2 separate regions of the Homo sapiens genome follow, and region 2 is linked to region 1. Evidence: chromatin loops called from intact Hi-C (ENCODE). Cell type or tissue: CD4-positive, alpha-beta T cell. All regions are shown on one strand. Links, peaks and the distances in the headings refer to the core of each region. The heading gives the core; the rest is flanking DNA. Region 1 has its middle 96 kb from the start of ELF1. Region 2 has its middle 11 kb from the start of TRE-TTC1-2.

The links. Peaks named below come from ENCODE experiments on the same cell type or tissue, not always from the same donor. Only the 100,000 strongest peaks of a DNase experiment are listed, where the experiment ranks them.
Region 2: it touches region 1 in a loop (2.2-fold over the local background); 60 of 110 quality-filtered maps call a loop at or near these places.

The regions. Positions count from the first base shown.
Region 1 is chr13:40,914,758-40,931,479 of GRCh38, reverse strand. It overlaps the pseudogene TPTE2P5 and the pseudogene SUGT1P3. Among named protein-coding and RNA genes, the nearest start is that of ELF1, 96 kb to the left of the region's middle. RefSeq lists enhancers at 3,303-3,422, 9,478-9,527, 9,171-9,757 and a silencer at 7,273-7,567. In CD4-positive, alpha-beta T cell, for the core only: a CTCF peak has its summit at 9,789; DNase peaks (open chromatin) are centred at 8,809 and 9,689; H3K4me3 peaks cover 1,599 bases; H3K27ac peaks cover 969 bases.
Region 2 is chr13:41,041,737-41,058,458 of GRCh38, reverse strand. It overlaps a transcript of ELF1 not described here. Among named protein-coding and RNA genes, the nearest start is that of TRE-TTC1-2, 11 kb to the left of the region's middle. RefSeq lists an enhancer at 4,771-4,820. In CD4-positive, alpha-beta T cell, for the core only: CTCF peaks have their summits at 3,019 (motif pointing right), 3,859 and 4,060 (motif pointing left); DNase peaks (open chromatin) are centred at 3,028, 4,028, 4,888 and 8,188.

The sequences.
Region 1 (16,722 bases), core at 5,431-13,430:
CTTTTGAAAACAAGTTTTCTAGTTAGAAACTAGGTCAGTTAGTAGTTAAACTTGGAAAACATAGAAAAATTTTCTTATGAAAATTAAAATCTCTGTAATCCAATACCCCATATCCAGAAGTAACTTTCACTTACTCATTTTTTCATGTTTGTGAATATTCTTCCAAAATGTGATTTTAAAGGCTGTGTAATACTATATTAGTATACCAAAATCTAGTTAAATAAAACCTTTTTAACTAGATAAGTTAGTTTTATGGTTTTTTCACCACATAGATAGTGAATATCAGTGTCTTAGTTCATTTTCTTTGTTGCTGCTATAACAGAATACCTGAGACTGGGTAATTTATAATGAACAGAAATTGATTTGCCCACAGTTCTGGAGTCTGGGAAGTCCGATATCAATGCACCAGCAGGTTTGACGGTTCTCATTCCAAACAGTGCCTGAACACCGTGTCCTCTGGAGGGGAAGAAGGCTTCATCTTCAAATGGCGAAGACAGAAAAGCAAAGACAGCCCACTTCCACTTCCAAAAGACTTTTTATTTATTTATTTATTTATTTTTTTGAGACAGATTTTTGCTCTTGATGCCCAGGCTGGAGTGCAATGGCGTGATCTCAGCTCACCTCAACTTCCGTCTCCCAGGTTCAAGTGATTCTTCTACCTCAGCCTCCCAAGTAGCTGGGATTACAGGCATGTGCCACCACGCCCGGCTAATTTTCTATTTTTAGTAAAGGTGGGGTTTCTCCATGTTGGTCAAGCTGGTCTCGAACTCCCAACCTCAGGTGATCCGTCCGCCTCAGCCTCCCAAAGTGCTGGGATTACAGGCATGAGCCACTGCACCCAGCCAAGCCTTTTTATGAAGGCATTAAACCCATCCATGAAGGTGGAGCCCTCCTGGTCTAATCACTGCTTAAAGGCCTCACCTCCCAATACCTTTACTTTGGCAATTAAATTTCAACATGAGTTTTGGAGGGAACAAACATTCCAGCCATAGCATACAGTACATAATGGTTTTTTAAAAATTAAGGATCTTGCATTATTTTTGAGTCAGTTATCCTTATAGGAGATACCAGATAAACTCTATTTATAATAGTAACACCATTTAAATTGTGTATGGGTTTTTTTTACTTTAAGAAGTATAGTATAAGAATTTTTAGAGACACTGTTATTTAAGGTTATTGGAATAGTGTACAATTACCATGAATACTGAAATTTTAAAGATGGGAAAAGAAGTCCGGGTGCAGTGTCTGTCGCCTGTCATCTCAGCACTTTGGGAGGCCGAGGTGGGAGGATCACTTGAGCCCAGGAGTTTAAGACCAGCCTGGGCAACATAGTGAGATGTCATCTTTACAAAAATTCAAAAAATTAGCCAGGTGTAGTGATGCATTCCTGTGGTCCCAGCTACTTGGGAGGCCAAGGCAGGAGGATCACTTGAGGCAGGGAGATGGAGGCTGCAGTGAGCCATGATCATGCCACCACACTCCAGCCTAGGTGACAGAGGGAGACCCTGTATTCAAAAAAAAAAAAAAAGGGAGAAGAAAGTCATATAGTAAGAACCTTAGGACTTCAAAAGCTTAGTCTTTTGGTTTTAACTAAGTACCAGCTACTGAGGAACCTGTTTTTCCCCCATTAGAATATCTTATGTATCCATATATTCCTTTTTTATATCTATAGCTATCATCCTAGTTGTAGTCTTTTCTATGTTATTCTTGCCACCGTTTATTCACTTAAACCATATATGAGTGTGTATTTTGTGGCAGGCAGTATTCTCTGTGCTGGAGGTAGGTCAGTGAACAAAACAGACAATAGCCTCCCAAGTGACTTCCTGCTTGTGAACTCTTAGTTTATCAATATGAACTGTTTTTACTCACACTTCTGACACTAAAAGCTTGGGATTTTTTCACACCCACACCCAGTTCTGACACCAACTGGGTGTCTTTGTCCTACAATTCAGTTCAATTCTGACCCTAACCACTTGGAGTTAGCACAGACCCCACAGGTTAAGGGGCTTAGTCTCTCAAAACTGCCCCTCCTTCAGATGCCCATTGCAAGTCCCAGGTTTCCACTTGTACTTCTGACCAGCTAGCTATAAATCAGGGGTTCCCATGACCCCCACCCACTTAGGTTGGATAATTTGCTAAAAGAGCACACAAAACTCAGGGAACCAATTTACTGGTTTACATTTATGTCAATTTATTATAAAGAATAGAGCTCATGAACAGCCAAATGAAAAATGCATAAAGCAATGAATGGGAGGAAGTGAACAGAGCTGCTCTGCCGTCTCACGATGTGCCACCCACCTAGCACCTCAAAGTGTTTACCAGCCTAGATGTTCTCCAGACACCATCATTTTACGAGTTTTTAAATGAAGCTTTTATTACATAGGCATGCCTGATTAAATCATTGGCCATTGGTGATTGAACTCAATCTCTACACCCTCTCCTCTCCTTGGGGATGGGACTGAAAGTTCCAATTCTAATTACATGGTTGGTTTCTCTGGAAATCATTTCCCATCCTGAAACTATCTGGGGACCCATGAAGTGTCCACCTTATTAGCATAAACTCAGGTATGGTTGAAAGGAGCTTGTTACGAATAACAAAAGATGCTCTTCCCTTCTAAATGCCAAAGGTTTCAGAAGCTAGGGTGTCAGGAACCTAGGGATAAAAGCCAAATAAAATGTTTTTATTGTATCACAATCATGCACCTATTTACAGAATAGTCTTTCTAAAATATCCCTTGGCAGTTTGGGCAACATAGTGAGACCCCATCTCCAGAAAAAGTAAAAATATCACAGTGCATGGTGGCAAGAGCCTGTAGTCCCAGCTATTCAGGAGGCTGAAGTGGGAGATCTGTTGAGCCTGGGAGGTTGAGGCTGCAGTGAGCTGTGATTACAGCACTGCACTCCAGCCTGGGTGACAGAATGAGACCCTGTCTCAAAAAAATCAAATAAAAATATCCCTTGGGAATACATAATGTTCATATATGGAAACCCTCAATACCTTTCTACTTGTAGGATAAAGTCCAAAATCCTTAGCTTACCATTCAAATTCCTCCATCAAACTGGGTTCCTAGGCCAACTATTTCAGTGTTATCCTTTTTTTTTTTTCTTTGAGACAGTTTCTCGCTCTGTTACTAAGTCTGGAGTGCAGTGGCACAATCTTGGCTTACTGCAACCACCGCCTCCTGGGGCTCAAGAGTTCCTCAGCCTCCTGAGTAGCTGGGACCACAGGTGTGTACTGTGCCTGGCTAATTTTTTTTTTTTGTATTTTTGTAGAAAGGGGTTTTTGCCATGTTGCCTAGGCTGGTCTCCAGCTCCTGGGCTCAAGAGATCCGCCCCCGCTTAGCCTCCCAAAGTGCTGAGATTACAGGAGTGAGCCCTTGTACCCTGCCGATGTTTTTCTTAAAATGCAAATTTTTTGGTTCCACCCCATACTTACTGAATTTGCATCTCATGGGAAAGCTGTACAATTTGCTTTTTTTTTTTTTTCCTCCCGAGACAGAGTCTCGTTCTGTCGCCCAGGCTGGAGTGTAGTGTCACGATCTCGGCTCACTGCAACCTCCGCCTCCCGGGTTCAAGCAATTTTCCTGTCTCAGCCTCCCAAGTAGCTGGGATTACAGGCGCCTGCCACCACGCCCGGCTAATTTTGGTATTTTTAGTAGAGACGGGGTTTTGCCATGTTGCCCAGGCTGGTCTCGAACTCCTGACCTCAGGTGATACGCCCACGTCGGCCTCTCAAAATGCTGAGATTACAGGCATGAGCCATCGTGCCCGGCCTCTACTTGAATTTTACAATCAGTTTGTCAACTTCTAAAAGGGAAAAGCCTCTGGGATTTTTAGTTTTATTTTATTTCAGAGATGGGGTCTTGTTATATTGCCTAGGCTGGTCTCGGACTCCTGGCCTCAAGCGAACTTCTGGCCTCCTGTCTCAGGCCCCAGTAGCTGAGATTACAGCCCCACTTGGGATTTTGATTGGGATCATGTTGAGTCTATAGGTCAGTCTCGGAAGATCTCAACAATATTGAGTCTTTGACTCATCAATTTGGAGGAGCTCTCCATTTTTCAGTCTTCTTTAATTTTTTTTTTTTTTTTTTGAAATGGAGTCTCGCTCTCTCGCCCAGGCTGGAGTGCAGTGGCGCAATCTCGGCTCACTGCAAGCTCCGCCTCCCGGGTTCACCCATTCTCCTCCCTCAGCCTCCCGAGTGGCTGGGACTACGGGCGCCCGCCACCACGCCCGGCTAGTTTTTTTGTATTTCTTTAGTAGAGACGGGGTTTCACCGTGTTAGCCAGGATGGTCTCCATATCCTGACCTCGTGATCCGCCCGCCTCGCCCTCCCAAAGTGCTGGGATTACAGGCGTGAGCCCCCGCGCCTGGCCAATTTCTTTTCTTTTCTTTTTTTCTTTTTCTTTTCTTTTCCTTTCTTTTCTTTTCTTTTTTTTTTTCTTTTTGAGACGGAGTTTCACTCTTGTTGCCCAGGCTGGAGTGCAGTGGCGCAATCTTGGTTCACCGCAACCTCCGCCTGCTGGGTTCAAGTGATTCTCCTGCCTCAGCCTCCCGCGGAGCTGGGATTACAGGCATGTGCCACCATGACCGACTAATTTTGTATTTTTAATAGAGGCGGGGTTTCTCCATGTTGTTCAGGCTGGTCTTGAGCTCCCGACCTCAGGCGATCCACCCATCTCGGCCTCCCGAGTCTTCTTTAATTTCTTTCAGCAATGTTTTATAGTTTCCAGTGCACATGTCTTGCATATCTCTTGTCAGATTTACTTTTTAGTATTTAATATTTTTTATGTTACTGTAAATGTCATGGCTTTTTACATTTTAAATTTTGATTATTAGTGATTTTGCTTTAAATCTTTTTTCTATTTTATTAAAGTATAACTTTGTAAAGTGCACAAATCCGTATATAAAACTTTGTAAAGTGCACAAATTCATAAACCTCTCTTTGGGAAAGCTTTATTGTGAAAAAGATACAAATAAGATAGTCTTGTTAGATTCAGTTCGAAAGGAAATTATCAAGTGTAACACGCTTACTTAAGGATGGCCTCGACATTAGATTGGGAAGATTTTCTCTTTCAAATGAATGAAAATGATCCCTTTCATAGGAAGATGTTAGGTAACACAGGATAAGTGACTAAATATTTTCACTCTTCGAGTTGAAGACCAACTATCCTTCAAGAAATGTCCCCTAATCCAGCATGGTTATTCTTCACCTTCTTTAAATTAACCAAGCGAAGTACATTGGCATATTTAGTTGTGTCATTTGAATATGAAAACATATTTTATCAATGACTTCTTAAGTATTTGTCTGTCCTTCCTCCCAAGGTTTCAATAAACTGATGCCAAGAATTTATGGAGAAAATTATAAAAGTTTACTAAAAGATATGAGAAACGGAATGAATGAAGCAAGCAATTGTGTTCATGGACAGGAAAAGGCAATACAAGGGAAAGATATCATTTCTCCCCAAGCTAGTCTGCAAAATAAATAAAGTGAAACATTTTTGTTGTTGTTGTTGTTGCTGTTGTTTTTTTAAAGACAAAGAGGCTCGCACTGTTGCCCAGGCTGGAGTGCAGTGGCATGATCATAGCCTCAACTTCTTGGGCTCAAGCGATCCTCCTGACTCAGCCTCCCAAATAGCTGAGGCACATGCCACCATGCTTGGCTAATGCTTTCTATTTATTTATTTTTTGTACAGACAAGTTCTCCCCATCTTGCCCAGGCTGGTCTTGAACTCTTGGGCTCAAGCAATTTTTCTGCCTTGGCCTCCCAAAGTGCTGAGATTACAGGCATGAGCTACTGCACCCAGGCTGCACAAATCTTGTGTATAACTTGATACAATTTTATGTCTCAATACACTTCTGTGATTACCAGCCAGATCAAGATATGTAACATTTCCTGCATCCAAGAAGGTTTCTTCATGCCCCTGCTCCCCACCCTCCCTGACAACCAGGAGATTCCCTTATGATACCTCTCACTACAGTTTTTTATCTTCATATAAATGAAATCAATCATGATATACTCTGTCTGGCTTCTTTACCTCAACTTATGTATATAGGATTCATCCATATTGTTTGGTATAGTAGTAGTACATTCTTATTCATTGCTATGTAATTTTTTTATCCAATTTGAGGACATTTAGATTATTTCCAGTTTTTGCTACTGTGGATAATGCTGCGATGAATATTCTTGTATATGATCATAAATACTCAGGTATATGCCCAGTGGTACAATTATTGGGCAGTATGTTATGTGTATAACTAGCTTTAGTAGATAGTGTCTGATATAGTTTGGGTATGTGCCCTCACCCAAACCTCATGTCAAATTATAATACCCAATGTTGGAGGTTGGGCCTGACGGGAGGTAATTGGATCATGGGAGTGGGTTTCTTATGAATGATTAAGTACCATCCCCCTTGGTACTGTCCTCGCAACAGTGAATGAGTTCTTGGGAAAGCTGGTTGTTTAAAAGTGTGTGGCACCTCCCCCCACCCTACTTGCTCTTGCTCCTGCCACGTAAGATGCCGGCTCTACCTTTGCCTTCTGCTATGATTGGAAGCTTCCTGAGGGCTCCCCAAAAGCAGAAGCTGCTATGCTTCTTGTGCAGTCTGCAGAACCATGAGCCAATTAAACATTTTTTCTTTATAAATTACCCAGTCTCAGGTATTTCTTTATAGCAATGCAAGAACAGACTAATACCGTGTCACACAGTTTTCCAAAATGATCAACTAATTTAAACTCTCATCAACAATATATGAAACATATAGTTGCTCCATATTCTTGTCAATGCTTGGTATTGGAAGTCCTTTAATTTAAGCCATTCTGGTGGTAGTTTTGGAATCTCATAATTTCAATGTCCATGATACAGCTATTTTTTTTTTTTTGAGACAGTCTGACTCTATTGCCCAGGCTGTAGTGCAGTGGTGCCACCTTGCTCACTGCAACCTCCGCCTCCCAGGTTCGAGCAATTTTGTGCCTCAGCCTCCCTAGTAGCTGGGATTACAGGTGCTCACCACCACGCCCAGTTAATTTTTGTATTTTTAGTAGAGATGGGGTTTTGTCATGCTGCCCAGGCTGGTCTCCAACTCCTGGCCTCAAGGGAGCCACCCACCTCAAGCTCCCAAAATGTTGGAATTACAGGCGTGAGCCACTGCGCCTGGCCATGACATAGCTATTAATATAGAACTTTTCATGTTGGACCTATAGGTCAATCTTGGAATTTGCCCTTTCAGAGGCTATTCATATTTATATGCATATTGGTGCATGGCAGGGGCTGGTGTACACACCTTGGTGTATGGCTGAGCCATAACTGGAGCATACTGAGAATAACCCTATTCTAAGTGTGTTTGGAGTCCTAGGCTAAGGAAGCCAGGAGTAGCCAACACTAAGATTCACTCCTTATCTATGAAAGACATCCACACCCCTGCTCCATCTCTTAGAACACAGGCTGTACAGTGGAGCAAGGCCCTTTGTTTTGGGTTAAATGGAGGTTGCTAGAAGGAGGGTGCTAAGTGAAAATGCTATATAGACTACATGCTTTTTTTTATGAACAGTAGTGGTTCTCCAGGCCACCCCACCACCACTGGACCACCCCTGTATGTAAGTCCTGAATAAACCTTATATCTCCTTAGCTGGCTCTGCCTCTCCTATAGTACCATCCCAATCGGAATCAATGGGGATCTGGAAGGACAACTGGCCATTTAGATAACAAGTGAAAATTAACCAATGTAATTGGTTACATTGTAACATTATTATTAAAAATATTTTTAAAATTACTATATAACATATTATTATTAAAAAATACATATGAACATTTCAATAAAGGCAGAAAAAGCACTTGATATTGAATGCTTTCCTCTTGATGTTACAACCAAGACAAGGAAGTCCATTATCACTATTTCTATTCAATAGTGGACATACTAGCCAGCAACAAAACTAAAACGTATAAAGATTACAGAGAAGTTAAACCATCTTTATTCACGATTGCAAGATTGTCATCACATAAATTCCAAAAGACTCTACACAGTATTACAAATAATAAGGGAACTTAGCAAGATGCTTGAATGTAACATCAATATGTAAAAATCAATAGCGTTTCTATAGTCTTACAACAAACGAGAATATTTAAAAAATGCTATTTAACATCGCATTCAAAACACTATTCAAAAAGAAATCTAATGAAAGATATGTTTGATCTCTATACTGCAGTCTATCCAAACACAGCTGCATTAAAGTATAAATATGTGTATAATCTACAAAACATTGCCAGGAGAAATTAGAGGCCACTTAAATAAACGGCCACTTAAATGGATTGAAGGACTTAATATTGTTAATATACTAGTTATCCCCAAACAGATCTATAGATCCAATGCAAGCCCAGTACAAGTCCCAGCAGTTTTGTTTTTTTTAAAACTGACAAGCTAATTCCAAAATCACCTAGAAATACAATGGCCTTAGAATAAGCCAAAGCAATCTTGGGAGAATAAAGGACTTCAAGACTTATTATAAAGCTACGTTAATTAACACAGTTTGGTAGTGGTATAAAGTCAGATAAAGACCACTCCCTCCAGCTCCTCAATCTGACCCCACCCCTGGAACGCGCTGGCAGCTTTCCCCATGGGATGTGCATGGGTCAAAGGGCGCTGAGGGAGGACCTGAACGACTGGGTTGGGAAACAAAGCGGCCCTGAGATCACTTCAGGCCACCTTCCGCCCCTCAGTGCTTTCGTATAGAAAAGGTTTTCCTTCTTGATCTGGGAAGCCCACTAAGAAGAAAGCCTGGGCTGTGGAGTTATGAGGAAGGGAATGAATAGTACGCGGGCGCCGGGCGCGTCTCCCCGGGCACCAGAAGGCTTTTAGCCGCTGCTAGGTCAGAACGACTTCTAGCGAGTCCCAGCCCTTTTCCATTCCCAGCGCAATGATCGCGGGAATCCAGGCGCCATCCAGGCCCCTCTGTTCACTGAAAAGACCACGCAGCCGCCAGTGACATCACGGAGACGAAAGCCATGATAAAACCCAGGGAAAACGGAGCTCGAAGTAGCTTGTGTTTTATATATATATATATATATATATATATATATTTTTTTTTTTTTTTTTTTTTTTTTTTTTTTTTGAGACGGAGTCTTGCTCTGTCGCCCAGGCTGGAGTACAGTGGTCCGATCTCGGCTTACTGCAACCTCTGCCGCCCGGGTTCAAGGGATTCTCCTGCCTCATCCTCCCGAGTAGCTGGGATTACAGGCGCGTGCCACCACGCCCGGCTAGTTTTTATATTTTTAGTAGACGGGGTTTCAGCATCTTGGCCAGGCTGGTCTTGAATTCCTGACCTCGTGATCCACCCGTCTCGGCCTCCCAAAGTGCTGGGATTACAGGTGTGAGCCACCACGCTCGGCCTGTAGCTTGTGTTATTAACGGACAAGGAAACGCCCCTGCGCGTACACGTTCTTGAGGGATAACAGTATGTTACAAAAGTGCTTCTGAGCTACTACTCCTGGAGGCTCGGTCGGAGTGCCCGCGGACGTGGGCGCGGTGGAAAAGAGGGAGAACCTGTAGGCCCAGGCCTCCGTAAACATGGCTACGATGGGCGGGGACTGGGAGCGCAGGTCCCGGGCCGGGTTGCGGGCTGGGAGGACTCGGTCCTCCACTGTCCCAGCCGGCCACGCGCCCGCGTGTCGCCTCCCGTCCCGCTAGCAGCACGCTGCGTGGCTGCTCGTTGGCTGCTTAAGACGGAAGCTCGGTTGATGTTTCTGCAGAAGTTTTCCCCCTTGGTCGGTGGCGGAGCTGCTGAGCGCGATAGTAGCAGCTCCGGCGGCAGCAACATTGACTACGAGGAATGGCGGCGGCTGCCGCAGGACCTGCAGCATCCCAGAGGTGCGTGTTTTTCCTTCCCTTTGCTATTTATTTTATACCCCTTTCCTTGGTTAGTGGGCCCTGCTGAAGTCGTTGTTTTCCTGACAGGTTTTTCCAGAGCTTCTCAGATGCTCTAATCGACCAGGACCCCCAGGCGGCGTTAGAGGTGGGAGAGCCTTTTCTGCTTCCTCCACTCCCGGCTGACCCGCCTCCTTCCAGCACCGCCTGATTAGGACTCAGGCTCTAGTGATGCTGCGTCTCAGCCCCAGTATTGAGATTCTCGGTCTCCTTTCTCTCTCTCACGGTAGCCGCGTTACCTCAGACTCCTGTCTTGCCCTTTCCACTTCCAGACTCTTGCATTCCTGAAGCTTCTGAGAAAAACTTCCTCTATTTATTGGGAGCATGGTTGGCATCTGCAGTTGGGCTGAAAGGATTTTTTTTTTTAATGACTAGAAGAGAAAAGTGGACTCTGGGCTCGATGAAAATTAATTTTTTCTTTTGACAATCATTGTTGCCATTCTTATGTAAAAGTGTCGGTATGAAGTCAGTCTACTGGAACAAAAACCTCTTCCCTCACGTCCCGGAAACTTTCCAGATGTCTTGTCATAGTTCATTATTCACTCATTTGTTTATTTATCAAAAAATTTTTTAGGAGTTGCTGTGTGCAAAGGCGCTCATTGCTATGGGTTAGTCTTAGTTATATACTTAGCTAACCTAGAGATCACTGCTTGTAGGTGTGCAGTGAAGACAAACTATAAAGCTGTAAAGGAATGTAAAAGAGCAAGAGTTGATAAGAGTTGAAGAAGAGACTAAGCTAAAGATAAATGATGCTGTGGGTCACAGAATTTTAACAGGAGATCTTTTTTGTTTTTTGTTTTGTTTGTTTCTTTTTGCTTTAAAGCACAGAAAAAAAGGAAACCCTGTTTTGTTGTTATGATCTAACATAAGTAAGGTTAACAATTTGAGGCAAGACAGCGTCTTTTCTAGCTATGGCTTTTATAAGAAATGTGCCACAGGGTACTAGAGGCTCTGTTAAGGTGATATTTGAGCAGAGACCTGAAGGAACAAGAGAATTAGCTTGGAACCTCTGGGGAAAGAGCATTCCAGTCAGGACCAAGAGCCAGTGCAGAGATCCTGAAGTAGGAATGAAGTGGGCCTGTGTATGGAGCAGCAAAAAGGCCCTTTTTTATTAGAGGGCCCATTTGATTAGGAGGTAAGGTTGGACAGGAAACTAGGAGCCAGGTCCTGTAAGGCCTTTTGGGGTCCAGGTATGTTTTTTGAATCTAAATATATAGACCTTTAGATACCAGCAATAAGTCTTCTGGGATCAGTTTTGGGATAATGTTACAGGAAGCAGTGAGAATTTTTCTCCATAATTCCTTATATTAGATAGCTATTACTTTGAATTTACATTTCTTAATTGTCATGTTAGGCCTAGTGCTTCCTTTGGAAATCTAGTTTATATAAAAGTTGCTTTTAGGCTGGGCGCAGTGGCTCATGTCTGTAATCCCAGCACTTTGGGAGGCCAAGTGGGGCGGATCGCTTGAGGTTAGGAGTTGGAGAGCAGCCTGGCCAACATGTTGAAACGCTGTTTGTACTAAAAATACAAAAAAAGAATTAGCCAGGTGTAGTGGTATGCACCTGTTGTCCCAGCTACTCGGGAGGCTGAGGCAGGAGAATCTCTTGAACCTGGGAAGCGGAGGTTGCGGTGAGCTGAGATCATGACACTGCACTCCAGCCTGGGTGACAGAGAGAGACTCTGTCTCAAAAAAAAAAAAAAAAGTTGCTTTTAAAGAATATTAATATAATGAACTTCATTATCATTTTCCATCTTATTTTACTTATTATTATTATTATTTTTGAGACGGGGTCTCACTCTGTCACCCAGGCTGGAGTGCAATGGCACAATCTCGGCTCACCTCTGCCTCCCAGGTTCAAGTGATTCTCCTGCCTCAGCCTCCCAAGTAGCTGGAATTACAGGTGCACACCACCACATCCGGCTAATTTTTGTACTTTTTAGTAGAGATGGGGTTTCGCCATGTTGGCCAGGCTGGTCTCAAACTCCTGATCTCAGGTGATCCGCCCACCTCAGCCTCCCAAAGTGCTAGGATTACAGGTATGACCGTGCCCAGCCTTAAATTTTTTATTGAGACATATATGATAATATGTAAATAACACAAATTTTAACTCTACAGTTTGATGAGTTTTTACGTATATGTACACCACCCAGATCAAGATATAGAGCATCTCCATTTATAAAGTTCCTTCATGCTCCTTCCCAGCCAGCAATTCTTCTTACTGTCCTGCTGACTCCTGTTTTCACCTTCATCACCATCAGCTCATTTTGCTTGTTCTTGACTCATAAACAGAATCATATAGTAGGTGGTTCGTTCAATGTAGGCAGTCTGTTTTTGCTTTAATCATTACATGAGTATACATCCATATTGTGTGAAGCAGTAGTTCTTTTGCATTGCTGTGTAATATTCCATTGTATAATTGTATAAATATATGTTGTATAAATGTAAGTATAGCACAATTTATTCTTATTGGACATCTTGTTTATTTCTAGTTGTTAGCTAGTATAAATAAAGCTTCTGTGAGTACTCTTGTGTGTATTTTGGTGAACACATGCATTTCTTTCTTTTGATTGTATATACCTAGGAGTAGAATTGCATAGAATAGTCATGTGGATAGCACTAATGGATAGCACTAGTACCTTGGTTTTTAATGTGTGGCTCTTGGACCAGCAGTATCAGGATTACCTGCAATTCATCAGAAGTGCAAATTCTTACTGAAAGTCCTTATGGGCCAGGCTTGGTGGCTTACGCCTGTAATCCCAGCACTTTGGGAGTCCGAGGCAGGTGGATCACCTGAGGTCAGGAGTTTGAGACCAGCCTGGCCAACGTAGTGAAACCCCGTCTCTATTAAAAATACAAAAAATTAGCTGGGCCATGGTGGCAGGTGCATGAAATCCCAGCTACTTGGGAGGCTGAGGCAGGAGAATCGCTTGAACCCGGGAGGCAGAGGTTGCAGTGTGCCGAGATCACACCATTGCACTCCAGCCTGGGTGAGAGAGTGAGATTCCGCCTCAAAAAAAAAAAAAGTCCTTATGACTCATGTAGTCCAGTACTTCTTACTCTTCCTTTTCACAGTGTACATAAGAAAGCAGACCTGGCTGAGTGTGGTGGCTCATGCCTGTAATCCTACCACTTTGGGAGGCGGAGGTGGGAGGATCACGAGACTGGGAGTTTGAGATCAGGAGTTCAAGACCAGCCTAGGCAACATAAAGAGACCCCATTTCTTAAAAAGAAAACTGAGACCCAAGTAAATCCAAGTGATCTGTCATAGAGACACACCAGTTACACGCAGAAGGGGGACCTCAGGACACAGGTTTCCCAAATTTTAGTCTAGTGCTATAGAACAGTGGTCCTTAAAGATGTGGGCTTCAGATGAGCTGCAGCATCAACATATTAGAAATGCAAATTATTTATTTATTTGAGACGGAGTGTCGCTCTGTCACCCAGGCTGGAATGCAGTGGCGCAATCTCAGCTCACTGCAACCTCCGCCTCCCAGGTTCAAGCAATTCTCCTGCGTCTGCCTCCCAATTAGCTGGGATTACAGACACGTGTAACCACATCCAGCTGATTTTTGTATTTTTAGTAGAGATGGGGTTTCACCATGTTGGCCAGGCTGGTCTGAAACTCTTGGCCTCAAATGATCCACTCCCCTCAGCCTCCCAAAGTGCTGGGATTATAGGCGTGAGCCACCGTGCCTGGCCCTAGAAATGCAAATTCTCAGGACCCACCACAGACCCCTAATCAGAAACCTTGGGTGTGGGGAGGATGATCATGATAAGAACCAGCTGTGTTAAGAAGAAATGTTCTTTTTAAACTGTGAGATGACCTTACAAAGATGAACAGATCAATGTAAATTATTAAATAATTGGTAATGATAAGTAGGGCTGAATCCTTGATGATGAATGTGAGGGTATTTCTCCTGGATTTTCCCAAGGGCTACTTTAACGCCATTTGGGATTCAGGTTACTTGGAATCTTGTGAGTTAAAATGTGTATATTTTATATAAGGTCATCCAATTAGGAATAAAGGGGAAATGTTCTTATCACATATGCTATTTCACATTTTTCATTCGTTGAACAAAGAATGAACATTAAGTGGTGAATGTTGTACTGGAAATCAGGAATCTAAGGATGAAAAAACTTCAGTAAGTGAGTTTTCAGTCTAGTGGAAAGACAAACAAGGTACTGTAATGGGGTTGTGTATAAAAGAGCATAGCAGAATAGAATCTGACTGAGGGACTTAAAAACTTTACAGAGGAGGTTGCAAAATTCAGTAGGGAGAGAAAACGTGTGAATTTTGAGAATCGTTCAAGGCGCAGTATGTGTGGTGGTTAAGAGTCCAGGCTCTGGAGTCAGAGACTCTTGGGTCAAAATTCTGGTTTCATGATAACTGTGTAACTTCAGTAAGGTTCCTGTCATCACTCCAGAGCAGACTTCTCATCTGTCAAATGGGAACAAATAGGACCTACTTGAAAGTGTTATTATGAGGATAAGTGAGGTACCCTGTATTATATGCTTAGTACAATGCCAGGCACATGGTAAAGACTACATAACTGTTCTGTTTTGGGAATAATACAAGTTGTTCAGTAGTATTAGAACATAAAATATGAGGAGGCAAGTGCTAGGAGATAAAGGCTAAACAAGTGGAGAGAGGCCAGGCCATCAAAGGCATTAAATCTCAGCAGATGGTTTTCGGTTTTATCATATGATCATGGAGATCTGTGAAGAATTTAGAGGAAGGAAACGAAATTTTCTGAATTACAAAACCTACTTTAAAAGCAGAGTAGATAATGAGTTGGAGGAGGTACAAGGGATAGTGGATCGCAGGAAGATGGTGATGCAGACCAGGTCAAAGATGAATATCTGCATGTAGGGCAGTGATTGAGGGCATGGAGGGGAGCTGTTTTATGTAAAATTCACTGGACTTGATGATTGGAATATAAGGGATGACTCCTGAGTTTCTGGCTGGGAGAATGTAGTAGGATTTGGTGCCTTTCACTTAAATAGCACCTAGGATAATAGCACTTAGAAGATTGCGTTCAGCATGGGGGAATAGGTTTGCAGAGAGGAAGTAGTTTTAGATTTTGAATATTTGTATGTGAATTGCCTCTGGGACATTTCGGGTGAACTCTAGAGAAAACTATGCTGATATTGCACAGGAGCACTGTCTAGGCTCTTAAGATAGACTTGAGTCATCAGGATGATTCAAGACATATGTGAAGCCCCAACACCACTTAAAGAGTCGAAGAATGTTTCTAAAAGGGAGGAAGTCTAAGTACTAAGCCCAAGGAAAACATTAGATTTTTAATTTTTATTTATTTATTTATTTTTATTTTTTGAGACAGAGTTTTGCTCTTGTCACCTAGGCTGGAGTGCAACGGCACGATCTCAGCTCACTGCAACCTCCACCTCCTGGGTTCAAGCGATTCTCCTGCCTCAGCCTCCCAAGTAGCTGTGATTACAGGCATGCACCCACCATGCCTGGCTTATTTTTGTATTTTTTGTAGAGATGTGGTTTCACTATGTTGGCCAGGCTGGTCTCGAACTTCTGACCTCAGGTGATCCACCTGCCACGGCCTCCCAAAGTGCTGGGATTACAGGTGTGAGCTACCTCGCCTAGCCCGGAAAACATTAGTTTTTAAGAAGCAACAGAATGGTAAGCTGAAAGGCCTTATCTTTCAGCTTGTTGGATTTGATAAGGGGTTACTAGTGGCTTTGAGAAGATTAAGACTGGAGAGGCAAACGTTTTTATATTTTGTGGCAAAGGAGATGCAGTCAAATTAGAGACCGGGGGAAAGGCGGAAAAATGTCTGCAAGGAGAGAAATCAATACTTTTCACTGAGTGCTTACTGGGTGCCAGGTATAGATCTAAGTAAGCCCAAAACCCTGGAGTAATCTTCAATTTATCTTATCCCACATTGGCAAGTCTTGCTGGTTCTAATATATTCCAGCTCATTGTATTTCTCATCACCTCTGTGGCTAACATCCTTTTCTAGCCTAGACTTAATGTAGAAGTTTCCTAAGAAGTCTCTGTTTCCAGTCCTGATTTGTTATAATGTATTCACCATACAGCAACCAGAAAGACATTTAAAAAGGGTAAACTGGACCATGTCACTCTCCTACTAACAATGAACTTTCCATGGCTTTCCATCACACCTAAGATCCAAATTTCTTATGACAGCCTGCAAGGTACAATGTGAGGCCCTTGAAGTAGCATCTTAGTTTCTTTGCTGTCTTAGTTTGAGCCACACTTTCTTTCTGTTGATTGAATGTGACCCCAGGTGAGTTGAAGGGCATCTGTATTCATTGCTTTGTGATAATTATGCTACTAGGTTAAAGCAAAGTCAGTGACACATGTGGCTATTGAAATAATTTTACCATTTAAGAAAACTACCAAATCCCTAGAGTTTGTAGGCAGTTGGCAGAAAATAAAAGTGTTCCTGCACTTGTCCTTGATCTCCCTAATTGTGTAATCTCTTACATCATTATTTTTATAGCTGCCACACCTATATGTTGTGACTGCACAGGGTGAAAAAGTTTTAATCTGTCTAATGTTAACTCTTGATCAGTTACTATAGCCATCTATTAGATTGTATCTGGGCTTTGAACAGAATGTTTAATTGCATTTTATTAGAGTTGTGTGTTATTGATAGAGGTTAAGAGAGGGCCAGGTAAGCTTGATGGTGTATGTATTGATTGTCTTAACCTCCCTGAGCTCTAGATTTAACTTTTAGTCTTTTTTTATTGGACAGCTATTGGACAGCTTCACATTTTCTAGGAAACTCAAATTCTATATGATGTCTGA
Region 2 (16,722 bases), core at 822-8,821, 130 kb before region 1:
GTAACAGAGGTGAGGAATCGGTTCTGCTCAAGGGAGAGGACTGGAGAAGAGACCTAGAGGGGAGAGTGGACCTTGAAGAACTGATTGGATTTCTCCTGTTGGGGAATGTGAATCATAAAGCTGAGGTAGGGGGAACAAGTATGAGGCTGGCAAGTAGTCGGTTTGGCAGGAGCACAGAGTGCCTGCAGGGAGGGCCATGGGAGATCAAGCTGGGAATGTAGAAAGGAATTTTAACTTGATAAATTTTGACTAGGTAACAGGTTCTTTTATCAAGGAGTGACATTTTATGTCACAAAAATTTTTAAACCATTTCTGTCTCTTGGAAAACCCAAAGGTAGCAGTGGCATGTGAAAAATTCTTGTTTTAAAAGATTCAAACAATAAAGAAACATGTAGAATATTTTGTGTCCGTACATTTTATGTTTAGGAGTTGAATATTAATTTGTAATTAATAGAATGGAGAAAAGCAATCAGTTAATTAGAATTCACTTTATAGGAATGAAATCTAGGCTTAAAGTGTGAGAATAATCTGTCTTGCTTTGTTGAAAGTGACCTTGGTATTCGAAGACAGAGCTGCTCACTACTGTCAGTAAGACGTATATCTTAAATTGATTAAGGCTAGGTAATCAGTTTGTGAGGATTCATTCTTAACGCTTGTGCCATTGGCAGGCATATTTTAGGTGCTGTCTCTTGGGCCATAAATTAGTGACACTGAGTGCTGTGGATTTACCCAAATAACCTCTTTAATATTTGCTACTGTTAGGTGTAATTAGAAGATACATGAAAGAGGCAGGGTGTGGTGGCTTATGCTTGTAATCCTAGCACTTTGGGAGGCTGAGGCAGGTGGATCAACATGGCGAAATCCCATCTCTACCAAAAATACAAAAAATTAGCCAGGCGTGGTGGCACCCGCTGCACCTGTATCAGCTATTCAGGAGGCCAAGGTGGGAGGATCACTTGAGCCCTGGAGGCAGAGATTGCAGTAAGCCAGGATCTCAGGATCGTGCCACTGCACTCCAGCCTTGGAGACAGAGAGAGACTCCATCTCGGGGTGGGGGGAAAAAAAAGAGAAAAAGTGAGAGAGCCTGGACAACATAACAAGAGCCTGTCTCTACAAAAATAAAATTAAAAAAAAATTAGCCAGGTGTGATGCCACATGCCTGTAGTCCTAGCTACTTGCAAGCCTAAGGTGGGAGGATCCATTGAGCCCAGGAGTTCAAGGCTGCAGTGAGCTGTGATGTTGCCGCTACACTCCAGGTGACAGAGCAAGACCCTAAGACCTTATCTCTTAAAAAAAAAAAAAAAAAAGACGTGAAAGTTCAGTAAATGTTTGCAGAGATGAACGCTGGTATTTAAAGAAGTAGAAGGGATTTTAAAGCAATTACTGCATTTCAGCTAAAATCCGAAGACCTTATCATGGTCTCATAGGTCCAACATTATCTGGACTTTACCCATCTAACCTCAGGTCCTACCTTATCTACCACTTCACTGTATCTTGGCTACGTAGGCTTCCTTTTTGCCATGCCAAACTTATCCTTGTCTCGGAGTTTTGTTTCTTGCCTTTTTCCTTTGCCTGGAATATTCCCCCTGTAGCTCTGCACATCTCAGGTCAACATTACCTTCTCAGATCTTTTCTGACCACTTTAGCTTGAGACTTCCTCTTCCTTGGTTACTTTCTGGTTACTTTATGACATTTTTTTCATTTTCTTAGTATCTGAAATTAACCTGTTTATTTGTTTCTGTTTATTTCTTGTCTTAGTCTGTCAATATAAGTTCCCTGAAGGCAAGGATATCATATGAGATCGTTCTTGTTCTGTATGTAGTAAAGATTCAAACAATAGTAAAGAAGTTGGAACCCTTATACAGTGCTGCTGGAAATGTATAATGGTGCAGTTGCTTTGGAAAACAGTTTGGCAGTTCCTCAAAATGTTAAACAGTTACCATATGATCCAGTATTTCCACTCCTAGGTGTGTACCCAGTAGAAATGAAAACATGCCCACACCAAACCTTGTATACAAATGTTTATAGCAGCATTATTCATAAGCAAAAAGTAGAAACAACCTGAATGTCCCTCAACTGATGAGTGAATAGGTAAAATGTAGTGTATCCACACAGTGGAATATTTGGGAATAAAAAGGGATGAGGTACTCAATCACAAGAACATTACACTAAGGAGTCAGGCATGAAAGACCACATTTTTATTCCATTTATATGAAATATCCAAAATAGGCAAATCTATAGAGAAAGAGGGAAAATTAGTGGTTGCCTTGGATTAGAGGGGATAGGGAGGTTTGGGGTGAGGTGACTGCCAATGTGGATAGTAAATTTAGGGTGATTGAAAGTCCTGAAATAGATTACAGTGATAGTTCTATAACTCTATAAATGCACTAAATAATGTTGAAGTGTACACTTTAAATAGATAAACTTCATGATATGTAAGTTTTATCTCGACTAAACTCTTAAAAGGGATTGAAGCAATAAAAAGCATATAGAATATTTTCTCTCTTGATTTTACATTTATCATTTGGATATTACCTGTTTTAAAATAATAGCAGCCTGGGCAACATGGTGAAACTTCATCTCTACCAAAGAAAAAAAAAAACAAAAATTAGCTGGTGTGGTGGTGCGTTCCTGTAGTCCCAGCTCCTCAGGAGGCTGAGGTGGTAGGATTGCTTGAACCTGGGGGGTTGAGGCTGCAGTGAGCTATGATCGCACCACTGAACTCCAGCCTGGGCAACAGGGTGAGACCCTCTCTCTAGAAAATAAAAATTAAAATAATAATGGAATAATTTAATGGGGAAACTTCAGCTCCTAGTTAGTTCCACAAATGTGGTAAGTGCTTATTAAATAACTGATGGAGGAGGTTAGGTAAGTATACAGATAATTATGATACAATACATAGTTTGATAAATGCTCAGAGGGGACTAAGCCAGGGGTCATAAGTGTTTGATAGTGTTCAAAATCCATATCTGAGTTTGTGTGAGGGGAATGAGGAAAGGCCTCCTGTAGGAGGCAGCATTCGAGATAAGCTTTGAAGGCTGGTTAGGCTTTTGCTGGTAGAGACAGGGATGGGGACAAGGCATTGAGAGGAAGCAAGCAGGAGCAGAGGCATGTCAACAGTTACTAGCACATTTTAATGGAGCTGAGGGTGCAGGTAGGATAGGAATGGGAAATAAGGCTGCGAAAATAGATTAGGGTCTGTAGTGGACAATGTGTTTTTACTATCCTCCTGATGCCTAGTGTGCCTCCAATGGCTCATACTTAGGAAGAACGATACCTCTTACCTGCAGAGAGCTGGAAGTGTCTGGGGACATATCCTCCTCCCGCTCACAGACCACTGTCAGGAGTGTAACTTTGGAGCAGGGGCTTTGACTTGTTTCCCTCTGTATCATCAGACTTGAAGCAGGGCTTGGCACCTGGTAAACATTCAGAAAACATTTGAATGAATGAATGAAAATCAAGAAGTGGCAAGCAAGGTCTATTTAAAGCAAAGCAAAGTTTATTTTACGAAGCCCCTTGACAAGGAGATTTTGGAAGCCTCTTGGATTTGGAGCTAAGGAGTTTAGTTAGGAAAAGAGATTTCTGGTAATACGAGGAATGTTTTAATGAAATGAATTTGGTAGTAACGTGCAGGTTGAACTGGTGGATGGAAGGATTATGTCTGTGCTCCCCATCTCCACTGTCCCTTTCCTGTTCCCACTCCATTAGGCCTTGACAAAGGTCAAGGACTTCCCGCAGTCCAATAATAATCTCCTAACATCTCTCCTTGCTTCTACTCTCTCCCTAAATAGGGTGGTGGCAGCAGAATAGAAAGGATCAGATACAACAGATAACACTGAAGGAAAAAATCTACGACTTCAGAAAGTAAATATTTCTAAAAGAAATAGAGAAGTTATGAAGCACAGATTTTATTGCAGCGGACTGGCAGTTTTTACTCTTAGGGTTGGCCAGCTAGTAAATTTATTGCATACCTGCGTGTGTCTGTGGCTTTCGAACTCTGAAATTGTGCATTGACTCCATGAACAAGTTAATACTGTGAGACTGCCACCCTGTGGACAAAATATCAGGACTAAAACCATCAAGAATTAAAGTTTCATTCATTTGCGATTTACTGTTTTAGAACTGGCTTTGGTTCTTCCACGTTGGTGCATGCAGTGATGCTCATTAAATAGAAAGCTTGAAATTAATTTTTTCTCTGAATTTTTTCTGAGGCTTTTAAATAAAGGGAATCTAAAATGGAACCAGTAGTTTTAAAAAGCTGCAATGATTCAAGAGTGGTTTTTAGATGGTACTTCTTTGCTCTAGAAATTTCATATGGAAGGGTTGGTTTTTTAAAATATTGTGGCATGTAGGCCTGTTGTGAAATGGTCATTTATCCCTTTTGTTGTACTGATTTTTTTCATCCCATTTTATAAGACATATGGTATTATCCTTGAGAGTTATATTTTTTGAGAAATATATCAAACATCCCCCCACACCCTTTTTTGGCTAAGTGAAAGTGGCCTTCTTGCCTCGTTTTTTTGTGGATTTGGTTGTAGTTGTTAAAAGTTCTCTACGTTTTGGATGGATTGCCTTAATTGTATTTATACAAATGAGTTTGGTTTATATTACGCTACTTATTTAGAAGGACACTCTGCTCACAAATTATACTAGTTTGGTAGTTTCATAAACTAGCTTGAATCAAAATAAAATGGTGATTGTGAAATACTTATTTGCTCACTGCAACTCAGGAAATGTTTCAGTTTTGGACTCACGACCAAATAAAACTTTCCTAAGAGATGAGCTGTTTACAGCCAATAATGTTATAAATATCTTACACACTTGAATTCCCAGAGGTGTCAGAAGGGGTGGGGTAGCCATTTAGGGCTTGAAATTTGTGTCACCAGTAAAGCAGAAGTGGGTTGAAGCAGCCATCTGGGGTCAGCAATTGTGCCTTATTTAAGAAGGTGATATCCACACTGAGGAGAATGGATGAATCATTGATTGACCCCCTTGCCACTGATACTTCACCATAGAGACCTGGTACTTTACCATAAGGACCTTACGTTTTGGTAATGTACTAATGGTCAAATATAATGTTAATGATCTTAATTTTTTTTTTTTTTGAGACGGAGTCTCAGTCTGTCACCCAGGCTGGAGTGCAGTAGCATGATCTCGGCTCACTACAAGCTCTGCCTCCCGGGTTCAAGCAATTCTCATGCCTCAGCCTCATGAGTAGCTGGGATTCCAGGCGTGCACCACCATACCCGGCTAATTTTTGTATTTTTAGTAGAGATGGAATTTCACTGTATTGGCCAGGCTGGTCTGGAACTCTTGACCTCAAGTGATCCTCCTGCCTCAGCCTCCCAAAGTGCTGAGATTACAGGCGTGAGCCACAGTGCCTGGTGATTTTAATTATTTAAATATTTCTCTGAGTCAGTTCTGAAAAATGTAGTGTGACAAATGCAATAAACTTTAAGTGTTCGGTTTTATTTAACTTTTTCAAAGTAAATATATGGAGTTGTGGGTAACTTTTCAAAATTATTTTTTGCTAACACATATGTCTCACATTCTACAAACAGTGCTGTGTAATTGTAAGTGAAGTAGACTATGATGAAAGTGCACGTTTATGTAGGTTTACAAGGTAAATTGCCATATAATGTAGATCATTTAGATTAGGTTAGTATTATTTAGATACAGTTTAAGAAAAGTAGCTTACTTTCTTAAATTTATTTTTAAGTATTTACTCATTTATTTATTTATTGAGACAGGGAGTCTCTCTGTCTCCCAGGCTGGAGTGCTGTGTCATGATCATGGCTCACTGCAACCTCTAAATGCTGGGTTCAGGTGATCTTCCCGCCTTGGCTTTCTAAAGTGCTGGGATTACAGGCGTGAGCGACTGTGCCTGGCCAAGGAAGGTAACTTTCAAAATACTTGGTGATCTATTTACTCTTCACCTAGGTATTGAATGAAGAGTCAATAAACTTAAAGATATATTTGTTTTCTAGTCTTCTTTAATGGTTTTGCTATGATATCCTTTTTAAAATTGTAAATGACAATGAACTTACATAAATTTTTAGTTTAACATTTCACCAGCACTTAAGAGACTTTATCACACAATATCTTTCTACATTTTTATGCTATAATGGTTACTATTTCAGGATTAATGGAAGTGTTCACTCCTGAGTTCATTTCACAAATTTAAATACTAAAACATTTTGTTCTTTGAAAAGTAATTCTGGCCAGGCGCAGTGTCTCACGCCTATAATCCCAGCACTTGGGGAGGCTGAGGTGGGCAGATCACTTGAGGTCAGGAGTTCAAGACCAGCCTGGCCAATGTGATGAAACCTCGTCTCTACTAAAAATACAAAAATTAGCTGGGCATGGTGGTGCACACCTGTAATCTCAGCTACTTGAAGGGTGTGTCAGGAGAATCACTTGAACCTGGGAAGTGGAGGTTGCAGTGAGTCGATATCATGCCATTGCACTCTAGCCTGGGCGACAGACTGAGTGAGACTCTGTCTCAAAAAAAAAAAAAAAAAAAAGAGAAAAAGAAAGAAAGAAAAGTGATTCTAATATAGACGACTTGAACTTTGAAAAAGCAATAACTATTCTATAAATTTTGTGTGTATGCAAACTTTAAAACATCTTTTATTTTTGAATGCACACTAATCACTATTGAATACACACCTTTGACTTAAAACATTTTTGTGCTTTATTTTAAATTTGTGGGAAGGTGCCTAGCCTAGTGACTTTTTGATCCAGAGAGTCATTCTAGATTGTCGTAAATCTTTATTTGCAGTTTAATCTTATTACTTAAAGTTTTTTGAATTTAGAGTCCAGAGACCAAGATACATTTCTGATTTAGAATGTGTTGATATATTGCTCTATATGAAACTTTTTTATCCGTTTTCAGGTGTGTGTGTGTGTGTTTTTCATTTTCAGTTTTAATCAAACATTTAATTCAACTTTTCAAGGTTGTAATGGGATTCATTTTACCTCAGCTGTTCAAACGTCTGTGTTTATCATCGATACCCTCTAATGCCAAGGTGCACAGAGCTGAAATAGAAAGGAAGGGTACAGCCACAGGCAAAGAGAATGGGATAAGGTGTCCCAGCGCATGAATTGGGGGCAGTAGTGAAGGAGGAGTATCCTGAAGGGAGGCAAAACATAAGCTTAAGGAATTTGGAGCTCCAAGCAGGCAGGTGGCATCAGAGAATTTCAGATATGAGTGGGAATGCCTTTCATTTGTTTTTTTTTCCCTTTGTTTTTATGCCATTTCACATGAACTACAATATTACTGTCCCTTAAAGTGCTACTTTTAAAAACTTTTTTCTTTTGCATTGCCATTACCTTCTAGAAGGTTGTTTGTTTATGAAACATATTTTTAGATGGCTTTTTGCCACAAATGTGTGGGAAATGAAGGCACATAAAGTTTATATGAAAGCAGTCACAACCTGATACTCATTAGGATGGGTCCTATTAAAACAAAACAAAGCAGAATATAACAGGTATTGGCAAGGATGTGAAGAAACTGAAACTCTTGTACAAGAATTCCTGTGTTGGTGGGGATGTAAAATGTTCTGGCCACAATGGAAAACAGGATGGCACTTTCTAAAAAATCTGAAAGAGGCCGGGTGTGGTGGCTCATGCCTGTAGTCCCAGCACTTTGGGAGGCTTAGGCAAGTGGATCACGAGGTAAGGAGTTCGAGACCAGCCTGGCAAATATGGTGAAATCCTGTCTCTACTAAAAATACAAAAATTAGCTGGGCGTGGTGGCAGGTGCCTGTAGTCCCAGCTACTTGGGAGGCTGAAGCAGAAGAATCCCTTGAACCTGGGAGGTTGCAGCGATCCGAGATTGTGCCACTGCACTCCAGACTGGGTGACAGAGCGAGACTCCATCTCAAAAAAAATTTTTTTTGAAAGAGAATTATCATAATCCAGCAATTCTGCTTCTTGATATATACTCAAAATAATTGAAAGCAAGGTCTCAGAGATATTTGTATGTTCTTAGCAGCGTTACAATAATAAATATTTATTATGTTACCAAAAGGTGGAAGCAACCCAAAGATCAGTCAGTGGATGAATGGTTAAAGTGTGGTGTGTACATACAGTGAAATGTGATTCAGCCTTAAAAAGGAAGGAAATTCTGACAACATGCTACATAACCTTGAGGACATTATGCTAAGTGAAATAAGCCAGTCACAAAGAAGATATACTGCATGATTCACCTTATATGAGGTACCTAGAATAGTCTCATAGAGACTTAAGTAGAATGGTGGTTGCCAGGAACTGGGGGTAAGGGAGAAAGGGGGGTTATTGCTTAATGGATATAGAGTTTCAGCTTTGAAAGATGAAAAGAGTTTTGTTGCACCACAATGTGAATGTACTAAAGACTATTGAACTGTATACTTAAAAAGGATTAAGATAATACGTTTTGTTCTACTTTACCCCAATTAAATAATTTTAAAAAGCAAATTTCAGTTTGTATGTGGATACTCTATGCACATTATTTATGAATGTAAACAGCATCTGTAATGATGCAGTTTCTTATTTCACCAATATGTGAGTGTTAGATGCTGGGATAAAACAATGATAAAAGCTGACAAGATCCTCATGAAGCTTGCAGTTTAGTGGGAGAGACGGACATGGATTGAACAAGTAAAAAGTGTGCTTAAGTGTACACGCATGGCAGGGAGACCCCTAACATAGTGTAGGGAAGGGCTGGATTGAGAAGGCTTCCCTAAGGACATGACGTTTCTGTAGAGATCCAAAGGATGACTAAGCCTTATGTAAGAGAAAGGGAGAAAAGGGAAGAGAGAGTAGATTGAGGGAGTAGCATTTTGCAAATGGTCTGCAAGGAGGAAAGAGTGTATTTTGGGAAATGAAAGGCCTGGTGGGCTGTCATGTAGAAAGTGAGATGCAATGGGAGATGAGGCTGCAAGGTATCAAATCATATAAGACATTCTAGGCCATGTTAGATATTTTGAATTTTATCTTCAGCAGAGTGGGCAGATATTGATGGGTTTTAAATGAGGGATTATGGAGGTGGAATGGCATAGGAGCAAGAAAAATGATGTACTTTTTTGTACACTTGGTCTTTAACTGTAAACTACCTGTTTAGTATGGTGCTTGAATGTTGGAGGGGATTGTATATTGGCCACCATTGTGAGCTGTTCATATGGTAAAGTGTACTTAAAGGGTGAACTTAAGAGAATTGTCAAGGGTAATTGAGGATAAGTGATTTTCACCTTGATACTGTGATTTGGTAGTTTGAAGCCCTAGAAATTGATACTTGACTTGGGAGAGTCTGGAGTAAGAAGAAGACTTTGAGCTTTTAGGACCTCTAGTGGTAAGTGGTGAGGAGGTGGGGCAGAGAAAACTGAGAAAGAGTAGTCCAGAATTGGGGCAAAATCAGGAGAGTGTTATCACAGAAGCCAAAGAAGTGTTTAAAGTGATAGGTCTAACACAACAAGTTCTGAAAGTGTTCATTGGATTTAGCCCTGGGAGGTCATTAACTTTAGTTAGATTTAGTGGCATAATAGGGGCAGAATTAAGTTAGATTAGGCTGGTTGAAGAATGAGCGGGAGATGAAGAAATGAGTAGGTGAGGACAGTATATACACATCTTTTGAGGAAGTTTGGCTGTGAAAAGCAGGGAGTGAGAATGAATAGTAGTTGTAGTTGGGGTTGCGGTGTGTGACAGGGTGCCAATTCAGGTTCTTTTTTTTTTTTTAAAGGAAAAACTTGAATTAAAAAAATACCTTCGGCTAGGCGTAGTAGCTCACAACTGTAATCCCAGCACTTTAGCAGGCTGAGGTGGGCGGATTGCTTGAGCCTAGAATTTTAGACTAGCTGGGGTAACATACTGGTATCCTGTCACTATAAAATATTAAAAAATTAGCTGGGCTTGGTGGTGTGCCCATAATCCCAGCTACTCGGGAGGCTGAGGTGAGATCACTCGAGCCCTGGAGGTCAAGGCTGCAGTAAGCTGTGTTTGTACCACTGCACTCCAGCCTGAGTGACAGATGGAGACCTTGTCTCAAAGAAAAGACTGTAGGCAGTTCCAAGATGGCCAAATAAGAACAGCTCCAGTCTACAGCTCTCAGCGTGAGTGACGCAGAAGACGGGTGATTTCTGCATTTCCAACTGAGGTACCGGGTTCATCTCACTGGGGCTTGTCGGACAGTGTGTGCAAGACAGTGGGTGCAGGCCACCGAGCGTGAGCCGAAGCAGGGCGAGGCATCGCCTCACCTGGAAGCGCAAGGGGTCAGGGAATTCCCTTTCCTAGCCAAGAGAAGCTGTGACAGAAGGCACCTAGAAAATCGGGTCACTCCCACCCTAATACTGTGCTTTTCCAACGGTCTTAGCAAATGGCACACCAGGAGATTATATCCTGTACCTGGCTTGGAGGGCCTCATGCCCACAGACCCTCGCTCATTGCTAACACAGCAGTCTGAGATCGAACTGCAAGGTGGCAGTGAGGCTGGGGAAGGGGCACCCGCCATTGCTGAGGCTTGAGTAGGTAAACAAAGTGGCCTGAAGCTCGAACTGGGTGGAGCCCATTGCAGCTCAAGGAGGCCTGCCTGCCTCTGTAGACTCCACCTCTGGGGGCAGGGCATAGCCAAACAAAAGGCAGCAGAAACCTCTGCAGACTTAAATGTCCCTGTCTGACAGCTTTGAAGAGAGTAGTGGTTTTCCCAGCACAGAGTTTGAGATCTGAGAACAGTCAGACTGCCTCCTCAAGTGGGTCCCTGACCCCCAAGTAGCCTAACTGGGAGGCACCCCTAGTAGGGGCAGACTGACACCTCACACGGCCAGGTACCCCTCTGAGATGAAGCTTCCAGAGGAATGATCAGGCAGCAACATTTGCTGTTCAGCAATATTCTCTGTTCTGCAGCCTCTGCTGCTGATACCCGGGCACACAGGGTCTGGAATGGACCTCCAGCAAACTCCAACAGACCTGCAGCCTGAGGGTCCTGACCCTTAGAAGGAAAACTAACAAACAGAAAGGACATCCACACCAAAAGCCCATCTGTACGTCACCATCATCAAAGACCAAAGGTAGATAAAACCACAAAGATGGGGAAAAAACAGAGCAGAAAAACCAAGAATTCTAAAAATCAGAGCACTTCTCCCCCTCCAAAGGAATGCAGCTCCTCGCCAGCAACGGAACAAAGCTGGACGGAGAATGACTTTGACGAGTTGAGAGAAGAAGGCTTCAGACGATCAAACTTCTCTGAGCTAAAGCAGGAAGTTTGAACCCATGGCAAAGAAGCTAAAAACCTTGAAAAAAGATTAGACAAATGGCTACCTAGAATAACCAGTGTAGAGAAGTCCTTAAACGACCTGATGGAGCTGAAAACCATGGCAGGAGAACTACGTGACGAATGCACAAGCTTCAGTAGCCGATTTGATCAACTGGAAGAAAGGGTATCAGTGATTGAAGATCAAATAAATGAAGCGAGAAGAGAAGTTTAGAGAAAAAAGTAAAAAGAAACGAACAAAGCCTCCAAGAAATGTGGGACTATGTGAAAAGACCAAATCTGCGTCTCATTGGTGTACCTGAAAGTGACGGGGAGAATGGAACCAAGTTGGAAAACACTCTTCAGGATATAATCCAGGAGAACTCCCCCAATCTGGCAAGGCAGGCCAACATTCAAATTTGGGAAATACAGAGAACACCACAAAGATACTCCTTGAGAAGAGCAACTCTAAGACACATAATCGTCAGATTCACCAAAGTTGAAATGAAGGAAAAACTGTTAAGGGCAGCCAGAGAAAAAGGTCGGGTTACCCACAGAGGGAAGCCCATCAGACTAACAGCAGATCTCTCAGCAGAAACTCTACAAGCCAGAAGAGAGTGGGGGCCGATATTCAACATTATTAAAGAAAAGAGTTTTCAACCCAGAATTTCATATCCAGCCAAACTAAGCTTCATAAGTGAAGGAGAAATAAAATCCTTTACAGACAAGCAAATGCTGAGAGATTTTGTCACCACCAGGCCTGCGCTGCAAGAGCTCCTGAAGGAAGCACTAAACATGGAAAGGAACAACTGGTACCAGCCACTGCAAAAACATGCCAAATTGTAGAGACCATTGATGCTAGGAAGAAACTGCATCAACTAACAAGCAAAATAACCAACTAACATAGTAATGACAGGATCAAATTCACACATAACAATATTAACCTTAAATGTAAATGGGCTAAATGCTCCAATTAAAAGACACAGATTGGCAAATTGGGTAAAGAGTCAAGACCCATCAGTGTGCTGTATTCAGGAGACCCATCTCATGTGCAGAGACACACATAGGCTCAAAATAAAGGGATGGAGGAAGATCTACTAAGCAAATGGAAAACAAAAAAAGGTAGGGGTTGTAATCCTAGTCTCTGATAGAACAGACTTTAAACCAGCAAAGATCAAAAGAGACAAAGAAGGCCATTACATAATGGTAAAGGGATCAATTCAACAAGAAGAGCTAACTATCCTAAATATATATGCACCCAATACAGGAGCCCCCAGATTCATGAAGCAAGTCCTTAGAGACCTATAGAGAGACTTAGACTCCCACACAATAATAATGGGAGACTTTAGCACCCCACTGTCAACATTAGACAGATCAATGAGTCAGAAAGTTAATAAGGAAGGATATCCAGGAATTGAACTCAGCTCTGCACCAAGTGGACCTAATAGACATCTACAGAACTCTCCACCCCAAATCAACAGAATATACATTCTTCTCAGCACCATATCGCACTTATTCCAAAATTGACCACATAGTTGGAAGTAAAGCTCTCCTCAGCAAATGTAAAAGAACAGAAATTATAACAAACTGTCTCTCAGACCACAGTGCAATCAATAGAACTCAGGATTAAGAAACTCACTCAAAACTACATGGAAACTGAACAACCTGCTCCTGAATGACTGCTGGGTACATAACGAAATGAAGGCAGAAATAAACATGTTCTTTGAAACCAATGAGAACAAAGACACAACATACCAGAATCTCTGGGACACATTTAAAGCAGCGTGTAGAGGGAAATTTGTGGTACTAAATGCCCACAAGAGAAAGCGGGAAAGATCTAAAATTGACACCCTAACATCACAATTAAAAGAACTAGAGAAGCAAGAGCAAACAAATTCAAAAGCTAGCAGAAGGCAAGAAATAAGTAAGAGCAGAACTGAAGGAGATGGAGACATAAAAAACCCTTCAAAAAATCAGTGAATCCATGAGCTGTTTTTTTTTTTTAAAGATCAACAAAATTGATAGACCACTAGCAAGACTAATGAAGAAAAGAGAGAAGAATCAAATAGATGCAATAAAAAATGATAAAGGGGATATCACAACTGATACCACAGAAATGAAAACTACCATCAGAGAATACTATAAATACCTCTATGCAAATAAACTAGAAAATCTAGAAGAAATGGATAAATTCCTTGACACATACCCCCTCCCAAGACTAAACCAGGAAGAAGTTGAATCCCTGAATAGACCAATAACAGGCTCTGAAATTGAGGAAATAATTAATAGCCTACCAACCAAAAAAAGTCCAGGACCAGATGGAGTCACAGCCGAATTCTACCAGAGGTACAAGGAGGAGCTGGTACCATTCCTTCTGAAACTATTCCAGTCAATAGGAAAAGAGGGAATCTTCCCTAACTCATTTTATGAGGCCAGCATCATCCTGATACCAAAGCCGGGCAGAGACACAACAAAAAAAGAGAATTTTAGATCAATATCCCTGATGAACATCGATGCAAAAATCCTCAGTAAAATACTGGCAAACTGAATCCAGCAGCACATCAAAAAGCTTATCCACCATGATCAAGTGGGCTTCATCCGGGGGAATGCAAGGCTGGTTCAACATAAGCAAATCAATAAACGTAATCCATCATATAAACAGAGCCAAAGACAAAAACCACATGATTATCTCAATAGATGCAGAGAAGGCCTTTGACAAAATTCAACAGCGCTTCATGCTAAAAACTCTTAATAAATTCTGTATTGATGGGACGTATCTCAAAATAGTAAGAGCTATTTATGACAAACCCACAGCCAATATCATAATGGGCAAAAACTGGAAGCATTCCCTTTGAAAACTGGCACAAGACAGGGATGCCCTCTCTCACCACTCCTATTCCACATAGTGTTGGAAGTTCTGGCCAGGGCAATTAGGCAGGAGAAAGAAATAAAGGGTATTCAATTAGGAAAAGAGGAAATCAAATTGGCCCTCTTTGCAGATGACATGATTGTATGTCTAGAAAACCCCATTGTCTCAGCCCAAAATCTCCTTAAGCTGATAAGCAACTTTAGCAAAGTCTCAGGATACAAAATCAATGTGCAAAAATCACAAGCATTCTTATACACCAATAACAGACAAACAGAGAACCAAATAATGAGTGAACTCCCATTCACAATTGCTTCAAAGAGAATAAAATACCTAGGAATCCAACTTAAGGGATGTGAAGGACCTCTTCAAGGAGAACTACAAACCACTGCTCAATGAAATAAAAGAGGACACAAACAAATGGAAGAACATTCCATGCTCATGGATAGGCAGAATCAATATTGCAAAAATGGCCATACTGCCCAAGATAATTTATAGATTCAGTGCCATCACCATCAAGCTACCAATGACTTCACAGAATTGGAAAAAACTACTTTAAAGTTCATATGGTACCAAAAAAGAGCCCACATTGCCAAGTCAATCCTAAGCCAAAAGAACAAAGCTGGAGGCATCACGCTACCTGACTTCAAACTATACTACAAGGCTACAGTAAGCAAAACAGCATGGTATTGCTACCAAAACAGATATAGACCAATGGAACAGAACAGAGCCCTCAGAAATAACACCACACATCTACAACCATCTGATCTTTGAAAAACCTGACAAAAACAAGCAATGGGGAAAGGATTCCCTATTTAATAAATGGTGCTGGGAAAACTGGCTAGACATATGTAGAAAGCTGAAACTGGATCCCTTCCTTATACCTTACAAAAAATTAATTAAAGATGGATTAAAGACTTAAATGTTAGACCTAAAACCATAAAAACCCTAGAAGAAAACCTAGGCTTTACCATTCAGGACATAGGCATGGGCAAGGACTTCATGTCTAAAACACCAAAAGCAATGGCAACAAAAGCCAAAATTGACAAATGGGATCTAATTAAACTAAAGAGCTTCTTCACAGCAAAAGAAACTACCATCAGAGTGAACAGGCAACCTATAGAATGGGAGAATATTTTTGCAATCTACTCATCTGACAAAGGGCTAATATCCAGAATCTACAAAGAACTCAAACAAATTTACAAGAAAAAAACAAACAACCCCATCAAAAAGTGGGCGAAGGATATGAGCAGACACTTCTCAAAAGAAGACATTTTTGCAGCCAACAGATACATGAAAAAATGCTCATCATCACTGGCCATCAGAGAAATGCAAATCAAAACCACAATGAGATACCATCTTACACCAGTTAGAATGGCAATCATTAAAAAGTCAGGAAAGAACAGGCTGGAGAGGATGTGGAGAAATAGGAACACTTTTACACTGTTGGTGGTACTGTAAACTAGTTCAACCATTGTGGAAGATGTGGCGATCCCTCAATGATCTAGAACTAGAAATGCCATTTGACCCAGCCATCCCATTACAGGGTATATTTTCAAAGGATTATAAATCATGCTGCTCTAAAGACACATGCACATGTATGTTTATTGTGGCATTATTCACAATAGCAAAGACTTGGAACCAAGCCAAATGTCCATCAATGATAGACTGGATTAAGAAAATGTGGCACATATACACCATGGAATACTATGCAGCCATAAAAAAGGATGAGTTCATGTCCTTTGTAGGGACATGGATGAAGCTGGAAACCATCATTCTCAGCAAACTATCGCAAGGACAAAAAACCAAACACCGCATGTTCTCACTCATAGGTAGGAATTGAACAATGAGAACACTCGGACACAGGAAGGGAAACATCACACACTGGGGCCTATTGTGGGGTCGGGGGAGTGGGGAGGGATAGCATTAGGACATATGCCAAATATAAATGACGAGTTAATGGATGCAGCATACCAACATGGCACATGTATACATATGTGACAAACCTGCACGTTGTGCACATGTATGCTTGAACTTAAAGTATAATAATAATAAAAAAAAAAAGAAAAAGAAAAAGCTGTAACCCCAGCACTTTGGGAGGCCCAGGCAGGCGAATTACTTGAGGTCAGGAGTTAAAACTGTGCAAAGTGAAACTTTGCCTTTACTAAAAATACAAAAATTAGCCGGGTGTGGTGGCATGCAGCTGTAATCCTAGGTACTCAGGAGGCTCAGGTAGGAGGATCCCTTGAACCTGGGAGGCAGAGGTTGCAGTGAGCTTAGATCGTGCCACTGCACTCCAGCCTGTGTGACAGAACAAGACTGTCTGAAAAAATATAAATACATAAGTAAATAAATAATATCTCCTATAGAGTTTAGGAAATATTTGAAAAATATACACTTTGCTTAAACAGGATCTACTGAATACAAATATGACCTTCCCACTGACTTAGTCTAAATATGGTATTCCGGGATTGTGTACACACAGGTATTGAGATGTGAAGGTCTGTATGTTACTATACTAACTTCTGATCATCTGGAAAGTAAAAAATAGAGAATCTTGAGTCCACCTAAGACTTACAGTTGAATCTTTAGGTGTAGGACTCAGGAGTGTGTGCATCTTTAGATGATTCTG